Regions from separate parts of the Homo sapiens genome. Here region 1 is linked to region 2. A link is a contact called in ENCODE Hi-C or POLR2A ChIA-PET data. All regions are on one chromosome and are shown on one strand. Each heading gives the region's core, a stretch centred on a gene start or an enhancer-like site at or near the end of the contact. The rest is flanking DNA. Distances are from core to core; before and after follow the strand shown.

Region 1 (6,321 bases), core at 3,001-5,500, 230 kb after region 2:
GAGAAGATCCTCTTCTCTGTTCCATTTTTCCAGATTCCAAAAGGAAAATATTACTCTGGTTATCACTGAGGTTGACATCATTTTTTATTTTTCTTCTTCTTATGTATCTCTCTTCACTCTCTCCCCCTTTCCTTTCCTTCTTTTTGTATTTACAATTTCATGATTTTTTCCCCTTCTCCTCTCTTCCTGACCTTGGTCCTTTAGTTGACCATAATACCAAAGTATATTTGTTATCGTCAGTGGTATTTCTTGAGATGTTTTTTGTCTCTGTTTTTAATAAAAATAAAACTATTTGGGGTGTAAGTTTTATATATCCCTTTATTAAAGCAAATTATAAAATGTATTAATTTTTTTATTGATACATAATAATTGTACATATTTACGGGGTATATGTGATATTTTGGTACATGTATACAATGTGTAATGATCAAACCAGAATAACTGGCATATCCATAATCTCAAACATTTATTATTTCTTTGTGCTCGGAACATTTCAAATCTTCTAGGTATTTTGAAATGTACAATAGGCTGGGCATGGTGGCTCATGCCTGTAATCCTAGCACTTTAGGACGCTGAGGCAGGTGGATCACTTGAGCCCTAGGAGTGGGCTAGCCTGGGCAACATAGCGAGACCTTGTCTCTATAAAAAATACACAAATTAGCTGGGCATGGTGGTGCACGCCTATAGTCCTAGCTACTCAGGAGGCTGAGGTAGGAGAATTGCTGGAGCCCAGGAGGTCGAGGCTGCAGTGAGCCGTGATTGCACCACTGCACTCCAGCCTGGGTGACAGATTGAGACCATGTCTCAAGAAAAAAGAAATACACAATAAACTGTTAATTATACTCACCTTACTTTGCTATCAAACACTAGATTTTACTCCTTCTAACTGTATTTTTGTATCCATTAGCTAACCTCCCTTCGTCCCCCAGCCCACCTTTCCCAGGTTCTGATAACTATTGCTCTACCTCCATGAGATCAACTTTTTCAGCTCTCCCATATGAGTGAGAACATGTGATATTTGTCTTTCTGTGTCTGGCTTATTTCACTTAACACAATGACCTTCAGGTCCATCCACGTTGCTGCAAATGACAGGATTTCATTCTTTTTTATGGCTGAATAGTATTCCATTGTGTATATATAACACATTTTCTTTATCCATGCACTATTGAGGGACACTTAGGTTGATCCATATCTTGGCTATTGTGAATAGTGCTGCAATAAACATGGAGGTGCAGGTATCTCTTTGATTACTGATTTACTTTCCTTTGAATAAATGCCCAGTAGTGGGATTGCTGGATCACATAGTAGTTTTGTTTTTAGTTTTTTGAGAAACGTCCATACTGTTTTCTATAAGGGCAGTACTAATCGTATTCTCAACAGTGTAAAAGACTTTCCTTTTCTCTTATATATGGAGTGAGATGATATCTCACTGTAGTTTTGATTTGCATTTTCCTGATGATAAATGATGTTGAGCATGTTTTCATATACCTGTTGGCCATCTGTATGTATTCTTTTGAGAAATGTTTATGCAGATCCTTTGCCCACTTTTTAATGGGATTATTATTATTTTTTTGCTGTTGAGTTGAGTTCCTTCTATATGCTGGATATCAGTCTCTTGTTGGATGAATAGTTTGCAAATATTTTCTCCCATTCTTCAGGTTATCTCTTCATACTGTTAATGTTTCCTTTGGTGTGCAGAAGCCTTTTAGTTTAATATATTTCCATTTGCTTATTTTTGTTTTTTTGGCCTGTGCTTTCAAGGTCTTAGCCATAAAATCCTTGTCCAGACCAATGTCCTGAAGCATTTCCCCAATGTTTTCTTCCAGTAGTTTTACAGTTTTAGGTCTTATGATTAAGTCTTTAATACATCTTCAGTTGATTTTTGTATAGGTGAGAGAGACATAAAGGTCTAGTTTTATTCTTCTGCATATGGATATCTGGTTTTCCCAGCACCATTTATTGGAAAGACTGTCCTTTCCCAATGTATTTCCTTGGTGGTTTGTTGGAAGTCAGTTGGCTGTAAATGTGTGGGTTTATTTCTGGGTTCTCCAGTCTGTTCTATTGGTTTATGTGTCTCTTTTCATGTCAGTACCATGCTGTTTTGGTTACTATAGCTTTGTAGTATATTTTGAAGTCAGGTAGTGTGATGCCTCCAGCTTTGTTCTTTTTGCTCAGGATTGCTTTGGCTATTCAGGGTCTTTTGTGGTTTTATACAATTTTTAGGATTGTTTTTTCTATTTTTGTGAACAATGTCATTGGTATTTTGATAGGGATCACAGTGAATCTGTAGATTTCTTTGGGTAGTATGGTCATTTTAATAATATTAATTCTTCCAATCCATGAGCATGGGATGCCTTTCCATGTTTTTGTGTCCTCTTCAATTTTTTAAATCAATGTTTTGTAGTTTTCTTTGTAGTAAAATATATTTTTTATTAGTGCTTAACCCTAGACTGATGTTTTCTTTTGGGTTATTGTTTCCCAGTGAGGCTTCATGCATATATTTCTGCAGGTCTTCCCAGGAAAAATGACATTTAAAAAGAGAATTTTTGGAAAAGAGATGCAGATATGTGGGCCTGATGCTGGAACTTCCAGTGCAATGGTGGGACAGACTTTTTTTCCAGTGGCTTCTTTTCTGGTCTCTCTTTCTCTCTCTCTCTTTGAGACAGAGTCTTGCTCTGTTGCCCAGGCTGGAGTGCAGTGGTGTGATCTTGGCTCACTGCAACCTCTGTCTCTTGGGTTCAAGTGATTCTCCTGCCTCAGCCTCCCAAGTAGCTGGGACTGCAGGCACTCACCACCATGGCCCAGCTAGTTTTTGTATTTTTAGTAGAGATGGGATTTCACCACGTTGGCCAGGCTGGTCTCGAACTCCAGGACTCAAGTGATCTGCCTGCCTTGGCCTCCCAAAGTGCTGGGATTACAGGCATGACCCACCGCGCCCGGCCTGGACTTTCTTTTAAAAGCGGCTAGAGGGCCAGGCGTGGTGGCTCAAGCCTGTAATCCCAGCACTTTGGGAGGCCGAGGTGGGGGGGTGGGGGTGGGGTGGATCACCTGAGGTCAGGAGTTCGAGACCAGCCTGACAAACATGGTGAAACCCCGTCTCTACTAAAAATACAAAAATTAGCCAGGAGTGGTGGCAGGCGCCTGTAATTCCAGCTACTCGGGAGGCTGAGGCAGGATAATCGCTCGAACCCGGGAGGTGGAGGTTGCAGTGAGCCAAGACTGTGCCATTGAACTACAGCCTGGGCAACAAGAGCGAAACTCCTTCTCAAAAAAAAAAAAAAAAAAAAAAAGTGGTTAGAGTACTAGCCAGGGGGAAGCAAGCACATTTGAAAAATATAGTGTGTATGCTTTAGGATAGGGAGGAATGGAGAGAGAGAGGAGGACATGGACCGGGGTGGAAAAATGTGGGGTTTCGCATTGATTTTTGGTGTGAGCTTGAACAAGTTTTGTACTAAAAAAAATGCCTGTTTTACTACTAAAATAAGTGCTTCCTTTGGAGAGTGAGGATCCTCTGTTACTGAGGTTTGTATTTTCAGGCCCTAGCATATAAATCTGCTACATACGAGATATTCAACTGGTTTTGGAGGAATGAAGGTGAACATGGCAGTTTCCTCATCTGTAAAAGCAGGGTTTGGACGAAATGATCTGCAAAATGGGTCTTTTTGTACTCTTACTACTCTAGTATTTACGAGTAACCGATGTTATTCCTTATAAAGTCTCAACTCCTGGTTTGAGCCATGTCTGACGAGGGGGCCTAACTCCAATACCACCCTGAACACTCTGGGGTCAGTGGGACCCTGTTTGTACAGACGTCTGCGTCTTCCGGCTCTTTAGGACATAAGCAGTACTGCTATGGAAGAAAGGAAACCTAATTTCCCATGCCTTGTCCCTTTCTGGAAAGGGCATGGCGTGGTGTGGGCACCACACCTGCCCCAGCCTTCTAGCAAGAAAACAACACAACCTTCCCCGCTCCCCGAAAAGAGCTTCTCTCCAGTTGGGTCTAGATGCCCCCTTCCCAACCAGGGCGGATGGCCAAAGGCTCCGCTCCCTTGCAGGGTAGGCTTGGAAAGGCACGGGGCCCGCCTTCCTGGGCACCGGAGCCTGTGACGGGCGGAGGGCGTGCGGCGCGCTGGGTTAGTTACCTGGCGCTGGGCGGGGCAAGCGGGAGGCGGGGGCGGGGCCGGGGTGACATCTCAGGCTGTGATTGGGCCGCGCCGCGCCTGTCTCCATGTGCCGCGCAGCTGAGGCACAACATTCAAGCCCGGGGGTGGGGCCGGCGCGCGCCGGGAGGAAGCGGCCGCGCGGCAGCTGCGGGGCGTGGGGGTGGTGGTGGCGGCGGCGGTGGTGGCGGCGGCGGCGGCGGCGGCAGCTGAGGCCGAGGAGGCGGTGGCTGTGGCGGACGCAGCAGCACCCCAGCTAGGGACAGGGCTCCGCCGCGCCCCCTTGCTGGCCCCATGGAGGCGGCAGCGGCGGCGGCGGCGGCGGCAGCGGCAGCGGCAGCGGCGGGCGGGGGCTGTGGCTCCGGGCCGCCGCCGCTGCTGCTGAGCGAGGGCGAGCAGCAGTGCTACTCCGAGCTCTTCGCGCGCTGTGCCGGCGCCGCGGGCGGGGGCCCCGGGTCTGGGCCCCCCGAGGCCGCCAGAGTCGCCCCCGGCACGGCCACTGCGGCCGCCGGCCCCGTGGCTGACCTGTTTCGGGCATCGCAGCTGCCCGCCGAGACGCTGCACCAGGTGGGTCCCTCCGCCTCCTGTCCCTGCGGGTCTGTGGGGCAGTGTGTGCGGGGGCGGAGGTTGCGAGTGGGGCGACAGGGCTGCCCCCAGGGACCCGGAGGCCTCGGCCAGTTCTGAGAGAGAGGACTCTGCAGCCGGGGATGGCGGCGACGCCCTTGTCCCCGGGGGACACCAGCCTCCTTCGCAGCTCAGCTCCTCGCCCAGTGCTGGGTGCGCTCTCCCCATCTTCCTTCCCTGAGACAGTCTGACACTCTCTCCCCTCCCCCGGCCATTTCTGGGGTTCTGCAGCCGCCCAGACCCAAAGTTTGTCCTGTTCTGGAAGTGGTGTTTGTTTTGGCTGCTGCCTGGTTTAACCTCTGCTCGCTGCTCCTGCCCCTCCCTCTCCTGAGTGGGTTCTCAGGGTGCCTTGCTGGGATTTCAACTTGAAGGGTGTGTGTGTCCGTAGGGTTCGAGGCCCAGGGCTGAATGTTGTCCTCTCTATGTAGTTGTAATATATAAGTATCTACTATATGTAATTGCCCATAACATATTTCTAAATATTAATATTAAATCGAAAACCTTAATGACAAGTTGCAGAACAGGGACACGGGACTGCAAGAGGACGTTTGTCAAGTCAAAACCAAATTTCCCATTTGAGATTAGAGGTGGACTTCAGAAGTCCACCATGGGAAACAGCTGTAGTTTCCCATCTATCATTACTTGGACTTGAAATAGAATTGAAAGGTAAGGGATGTCATAGCTACCACCTTTTGGCTGTTCTATACTTGGAAAAGTACTAGGGGATGATACATACCAGACGCTGTTTTTGTTTTGTGCTTTCCTTGGAGCTTGGAGAAAGACTACTTGATAAGCCTTTGTCTGTCATTTCATGTCACCAGCACTTCATGGTGATAAGACTGTTAATATCAGGTTCAAAACGTGAAATGAAGCTTTTCCTAAAAGCAATAGTATGAATGTTATTAACACCAATGGAATATTTAGAGTGGCGAGTGGTATTTTAAAATCTAGTTTCAAAGGAGAACTGAGGGTTTTATGGTTCACTTGCAATGTCATTGTGTTCATACGTATTTTTAAAAAAATTGCTTAAGACTGCGTTTTATACTGCTGGAGTGTTTTTACTGCTATATGTTTGTGAGCATAACTTTAGACACTTTGTAATCTTTCACCCTTTTGAATTTGGGATTTCTGAAACTGTAACTAGTATTCACAGAACTTAGCATGGCTGTTTATCCCTAAAGAAGTCCTTGATATGTAGACAGTTCTGCCATTGCTGATGAGTAGTTGAGCTGGATCAGGTAAAGAGAAAGTCAGTGTCTTAAAACACAAACCGTGGCTATTACATGAGGCCCTCAGAATAGTCCCGAGCATAATACATTTATTCAGTGCTGTAGCTGCTTCCCAGCTGAAAGAGGAATAATTGACTGAGGCTATGCAGCAAGTAAGTGACAGCTGGGTACCTATTAAGGCTTATTTTGTTGTCAGTAATGCATCGGATAAGAGGAGGTGGGCATAGTAAATCTGAATATGTTGGTTGATGCCTCTTTAGGAATTGGGAAGAAGGATTTCCTGATGTTAGAACCCATGCTTTCTTGAG
Region 2 (6,518 bases), core at 3,486-5,985:
GAGGTGGGTGGATCACGAGATCAGGAGATCGAGACCATCCTGGTTAACACGGTGAAACCCCGTCTCTGCTAAAAATACAAAAAATTAGCCGGCCGCGGTGGCGGGTGCCTGTAGTCCCAGCTACTCAGGAGGCTGAAGCAGGAGAATCTCTTGAACCCGGGAGGTGGAGGTTGCAGTGAGCCCAGATCGCGCCATTGCACTCCAGCCTGGGCGACAAGAGCGAAACTCCATCTCAAAAAATAAAATAAAATAAACACAATGGAGTTTCTCCCCACCAAGGATGAAAGAACAGTGTTGTGGAGGAAGCAGTAAGGAACTTGGAACAATGATGTCAATTTCTGGGAAAATAAGCAGACGCTTCACTCAGCAGGGTAGCCTTGGGGGAGATCCAGGTCTCCATGGGTGTTGGGGGGTCCAGGGGAGGGACAAGGAACCACCTTGTCAAAAGGCTAGAGGCATAAACAAGTCTTCCAGAGGGCTCAGGGGAAAGAATGTTTGTGAAATGGGTTGGTATGGGTGCTAATACTTAATACCTGCCGCATATGTAAGGTTTCCTTCCACAGTTCCGTCTTTCATTATCTTTTTAGAACCAGGACAGTTGTTATGATCCCCTTTTTAGAATGAGGGACCTGAGGTTCAGAGATGTGAAATGTCTTGACCAAGGGTACGTTAGTTAATATGAGTGGCAAAGCCAGGACATCAATGCACAGCCAGACTCCACCACAGGATGTGAGGCCTGATCCAATTGTCCTATTCTATTCATCCATGAGGCTAATGGATAAAAGATAATCTGTATATACAAAGGGCTCATTATAATAACTATTGTATTATTAATCTCAAATGGGAAAAATAATGAGCTGGAAAACAAATTTGATAACAGGGTGTGGATTGACTGAATTGTGTGGGATAAGGATGTATCCTCATTCAACAAGTGTCAGTTCATGGCCCACCACCAGCATAACATCTTGCTGAATCCGCACAAGATGATTTTTTTTTTTTTTTTTTGAGGTGGGGATTCATTCTTGTCGCCCAGGCTGGAGTGCAATGGCATGATCCCAGCTCACTGCAACCTCCACCTCCCGGGTTCAAGTGATTCTCCTGCCTCAGCCTCCTGAGTAGCTGGGATTACAGGCGCCCACCACCACGCCCGACTAATTTTTGTATTTTTAGTAGAGACAGGGTTTTACCATGTTGGCCAGGCTGGTCTCGAACTCCTGACCTCAGGTGATCCACCTGCCTCGGCCTCTCAAAGTTCTGGGATTACAGGCATGAGCCACCGTGCCTGGCCAGATGATTTTTTTAAAATGAAAATGAAGCCCATCATTAAGTTGATTGCTTATGTTCTTGTTTTGTAATCTTTTTTTTTTTTCTTTTTTTCAGTCGGGGTCTCGCTCTATCACCCAGGCTGGAGTGCAGTGGCACGATCACAGCTCACTGCAGCCTCCAGCTCCCAGGCTCAAGCAATCCCCCTGCCTCAGCCTCCTGAGTAGCTGAGACGACAGGTGCAAGCCACTACACCCAGCTCATTTTTTATTTTTTGTATAGACAGGGTCTCGTTATGTTGCCCAGGCTGGTCTCAAACTTCTAGACTCAAGCAATCCTCCCACCTCGGCCTCACAAAGTGCTGGGATTACAGGCATGAGCCACTGTGCCCAGCCTAATCTCTTATTTTTAAGAATTCTACCTTTCAGAAGAGTTGTAAAACTGTCTATCCCTTGGTGACCACAGTGTTCACCACGATTTTGAGTGTACCTTAAGATAAAGCAGAGTAAGGCTGAAAGGGCTGGGCCCTATCTCTGCTGTGGGAAGGACCAGCACTATACTTCTTTTGCAAGTGAGGGAACTTGAGGGGCAAAAGGATGAGTAAAACGTCAAGTTTAGGCCGGGTGCGGTGGCTCACTCCTGTAATCCCAGCACTTTGGGAGGCCAAGGTGGGTGGATCACCTGAGATCAGGAGTTCGAGACCAGCCTGGCCAACATGGTGAAACCCCGTCTCTACTAAAAATACAAAATTAGCCAGGTGTGGTGGCAGGTGCCTGTAATTCCAGCTATTTGGGAGGCTGAGGCAGGAGAATTGCTTGAACCCAGGAGGCAGAGGATACAGTGAGTCGAGATTGTGCCACTGCACTTCAGCCTGGGCAAGACAGAGTGAGACTCCGTCTAAAAAAAAAAAAAAAGTCAAGTTTATTCACCTACTAGATGGTGGAATTAGAAGCCCATCCTAGGCTTCTCACTCAAATTCCAGGCTCTGTTCAATCATACTTGAAGCAAATATCCTATTCCCGAAAGTCTCAACCACTTTCAGGTTCTCATTGACTTAATAAAGCCTAGAAAGGCATTGATCCTAAGACATCTCCTGACTTCAAAGCTGAATCAATACTTGGACTCTAAAAACAGGCTGGAATGTCATCAATGCCACTGAACTGTACACTAAAAAAAATTTATTTTTACTTCAATTTAAAATATTAATAGTGTAATACACCAAAAATATATACCATTGAATTGTACACTTTAAACAGGTGAATTGTTTAAATCTCAGCTGTTTGGGGGAAAGAAAAAAACAGGTTGGGCTTGATAACCTAAAATCCTGGACCTGAATAAAATATAAATATAAGTCAGGCTGGAAAACTGGACAGCAGGGAAATCAGAGTTGTAATCAATTCCTCATGTATTCCCTCAGGTCACCGGAACTGTCCTCCTCTTCTCAAAATAGTTGGGGAGCAAGGAATCATGGATGTCCTTCCACAATTAATGACTGAAGACTGTGCTTGGGAAATGTGTCCATGAACTCCCTGCTCTGAAGGGGTAGTTATGCACATCACTAGTTTTTTGTTAGTTTTACATGTTATTGTGGGAAAAGTTAAAAATATAAAAAAGACAAATGTTTAACTACCCAGCTTCAACCCATGGCCAGGCTTGTTTCATCTATATCCCCCCCCATTCCCCCCACCCCCATCCTGTATTAATTTGAAGCAAATTCCAGACGTGGCATCATTTCTTTTTTTCTTTTTCTTTTTTTTTTTTTTGAGACGGAGTTTTGCTCTTGTCATCCAGGCTGGAGGGCAATGGCAGGATCTCAGCTCACTGCAACCTCCGCCTCCTGAGTTCAAGTGATTCTCCTGCCTCGGCCTCTCGAGTAGCTGGGATTACAGGCGCCCGCCAGCACACCCAGCTAATTTTTTGTATTTTTAGTACAAACGGGGTTTCACCATGTTGGTCAGGCTAGTCTCAAACTCCTAACCTCAGGTGATCCACCCATCTCGGTCTCCCAAAGCGCTGGGATTACAGGCGTGAGCCACTGCGCCTGGCCCAGATATGGTATCATTTCTTTGGTAAAATCTCAATATGTGCGGTGGATAAACAGATGGATAAACAAAACGTGGTGTATACATACAAGGGAATACTATTCACTCTTAAAAAGAAATTGACACAGCCTTGAGGACATTATACTAAGTGAAAGAAGCCAGTTACAGACAAATACTGAATGATTCCACTTATATTAAGGTATCTAGTCAGATCCATAGAGACAAGAAGTAGAATGGGGGGAGGAGGGGGATGACAAGGACAGGAATGGGGAGTTGTTTCATAGGTAGTTTCAGTTTTGCAAGATGAAGTTCTATTTTTCTTTTTTCTTTTTTTTTTTTTTTTGAGAATGGACTCTGCAACCTCTGCCTCCCGAGTTCACGCCATTCTCCTGCCTCAGCCTCCCTAGTAGCTGGGACTACAGGCGCCCGCCACCACGCCCGGCTAATTTTTTTCTATTTTCAGTAGAGACGGGGTTTCACCGTGTTAGCCAGGATGGTCTCGAACTCCTGACCTTGTGATCCTCCCGCCTCGGCCTTCCAAAGTGCTGGGATTACAGGCGTGAGCCACCGCACTCGGACTATTTTTCATTCTTTTAATTGCAAGATGAAGAGTTCTGAAGATTGATTGCTCAACAATGTAAATGTACTTAACAGTACTGAATTGTACACTTAGAAACGGTTAAGATGGTAAATCATATTAAGATGGTAAATTTTGTGTATTTTACCACAATTAAAATTTTGTAATTTCACAATTCCTTAATTTTATCAACTACCCAGTGTCCAAATTTCCAGTTCTTATAATAAGTATCATACTATTTTTTTCAATGTGTTTGCTGAATTAGGATCCTAATAAAATGCACAAGGGGCCATGTGTTACATCTCTTAAGTCTTTTTTAATCTATAGGTTCCCCACCACACTCCTCTCTTCCTTGCAATTTATTTGAAGAAACAAGGTTGTCTGTCCTGTGGCTTCTCATAGTCTAGATTCTGCTGACAGCATCCCATTGTGTTGTTTAACACCTTATTCTGTCCTCTTATTCCCTGTTGGGCTTGGCGGCTTTGGGTTAGTTTTGAATTGGGCTCAGGAGGAGGCTAAAGACATCCAATTCTGCGGGAACGCAGCCCTGCGGGACCTGAAAAGGCGAGACTAAGTCACCAGCCAAGCTGCCTAGAGGCAATCTTAAAATGGGACTGGCTAGGACTGTGACAAAGACACCGTCCACATGCCTACTAGGTCAGTCACCTACAAAGCTGGCGAATGAGGAAAAGAGGGAAGGCAGGGCTACGCTGGGAAAGCTCTTTGTCCCCTATCCACGCGCACAAAACAGTTGTCACAACTGACGTCACCAGGGGCGGAGCCTTTGGACGGAAGTGACGCTTGCGCGGCCGCGGCGGAGTCGTCATAGAGGCGGGGCTGCGGCGGCTGCGGTGTTCCTCCGACTTCCGGACATCTCCCTGGGAGTCGCGCAGAGTGGAGTCAAAGGCAACCAGTGCTCGCTGCGGTCTCTGGGGATCGGGACCGCGGCGGCGGCCCGCGAGCGGGATGTTCCGGGGCTTGAGCAGTTGGTTGGGCTTGCAGCAGCCGGTGGCAGGCGGTGGGCAGCCCAATGGAGATGCTCCACCCGAGCAGCCGTCCGAGACGGTGGCTGAGTCTGCGGAGGAGGAGCTGCAGCAAGCGGGAGACCAGGAGCTCCTCCACCAGGCCAAAGACTTCGGCAGTGAGTCTACCCTGGCTCTGGGACCGGGAAGGGGGGGGCGCATTCCTCCTCTGGGACGGCCCTGGGGCGCGGGCCCGACTGGCTGGGGGATGAGGGGGCCGAGGTGGGAGGCAGGGGAGGAAGATGTGTCTGTCGGTCAGTCCTCTCCGGGTCGGGAGAGATTGGTGAGGATCTGGACGAGGCCAGAGCTTCATCTAGCAGTCAGGTCCTGTCCCTGAAGTTCCTGGTGACAAGTCTACAAAGTTTGCAGACATTGGAATCAGGTATGCAGTCAAGCAGTGTGACCCGACGTCTTCAGGTTTGACAAGGAATCTTTTTTGTTCAACTCGAAAACCTTCATTTACACCCCCCAGATCGGGGATAGTTGGCGAGCTTGAATTGGTTGAAAAAATAATTTTTTGCCCCTAGGTCAGAACGTGTTGTCTGAAGTAAACTGACAGTTACTGAATGTCAATGTCTGCCCCGGTCAAATGCTTTTTAGGTACAGAGACCTTTTTCCTTAAGGAGGGAGAGAAAATGCCAACTGTCTGCTATACGCAAGTTGCAGTACTAGATGTTTTATGAAAGATATCCCATTTCATCTGTTAAACACCCCCAGTGAGTTGGGGGAACAAGCCCAGAGTTATTGGGCCAAAGTTATACTGATAGTGAGTGGTAGAAGTGGAATTTGAGCTTCGATCTTTCTCATTTTAAAGCCCGTGCTCTTTCCAAGTTTACAGTCTACAGGGGTTGGGGGACAGGTGATAATAGACGTGGAGTAAACACATGCTGTAGTAATTCTCATTTCTGGAGAGACCATGGTGGGCTTCAGTGATCACAGAAAGCATCTTTGAGGCCGGATATGGTGGCTCAGGCCTGTAATCCCAGCACTTTGAGAGGCTGAGGTGGGCGGATCATGAGGTCAGCAGTTCGAGACCAGCCTGGCCAACACGATGTAACCCCGTCTCTACTAAAAATACAAAAAATAGCCGGGCGTGGTGGCGGGCACCTGTAATCCCAGCTACTCAGGAGGCTGAGGCAGGAGAATCGCTTGAACTGGGGAGGTGGAAGTTGCAGTGAGCTGAGATCGCACCACTGCACTCCAGCCTGGGTGACAGAGCAAGACTCCATCTCAAAAAAACAAAACAAAACAAAACAAAAAAGCATCTTTGAGGAGGTGAGCCCTAAAGCAGCCCAGCACTACAAGTGAGAGAACTGCAACAAAGGTAGATACTAAGTTCAGCAACATTTGAAGAATCTACTAAAAGATGGGGGTGGGGGGATGGGGGTGGAGACAGGGATGTGGGAGGAGAGCAGCCTGAGAGTAGATAAACACATATTTGAGTAAGAAAGGGCCGAACAGTTTTTCTGGAGACAGGGTCTCACTCTGTCGCCCAGGCTGGAGTGCAGTGGCACGATGTTGGCTCACTGCAACCTCCACCTCCAGGGTTCAAGTGATCTTCCTACCTTATCCTCTCCAGTAGCTTGGATTACAGGCATGCCCTACCACGCCCAG

Evidence for each region. Hi-C counts contacts between places; a loop is a spot of excess contacts on that map. ChIA-PET counts read pairs that join two places held with the same protein, here RNA polymerase II (POLR2A). Pooled maps may share reads with other maps.
Region 1: a loop to region 2 is called in a map of B cell, with 15 times the contacts of the local background. The contact joins the promoter of REPS2 here to the promoter of SYAP1 in region 2. A Hi-C loop is called at or near these places in 2 of 168 maps with a recorded cell type or tissue (B cell and naive thymus-derived CD4-positive, alpha-beta T cell) and 7 of 50 pooled maps. POLR2A ChIA-PET finds 5 or more read pairs at or near these places in 4 of 52 experiments (K562, WTC11, common myeloid progenitor, CD34-positive and 1 more).

Annotation. Positions count from the first base shown.
Region 1 is chrX:16,942,408-16,948,728 of GRCh38, forward strand. It overlaps REPS2 (RALBP1 associated Eps domain containing 2), which reads left to right and starts at 4,251. Exons shown (of 18, transcript NM_004726.3): 1 at 4,251-4,727. The coding sequence starts at 4,455.
Region 2 is chrX:16,714,877-16,721,394 of GRCh38, forward strand. SYAP1 (synapse associated protein 1) reads left to right here and starts at 4,736. Exons shown (of 9, transcript NM_032796.4): 1 at 4,736-5,023. The coding sequence starts at 4,849. RefSeq lists an enhancer at 4,546-4,605.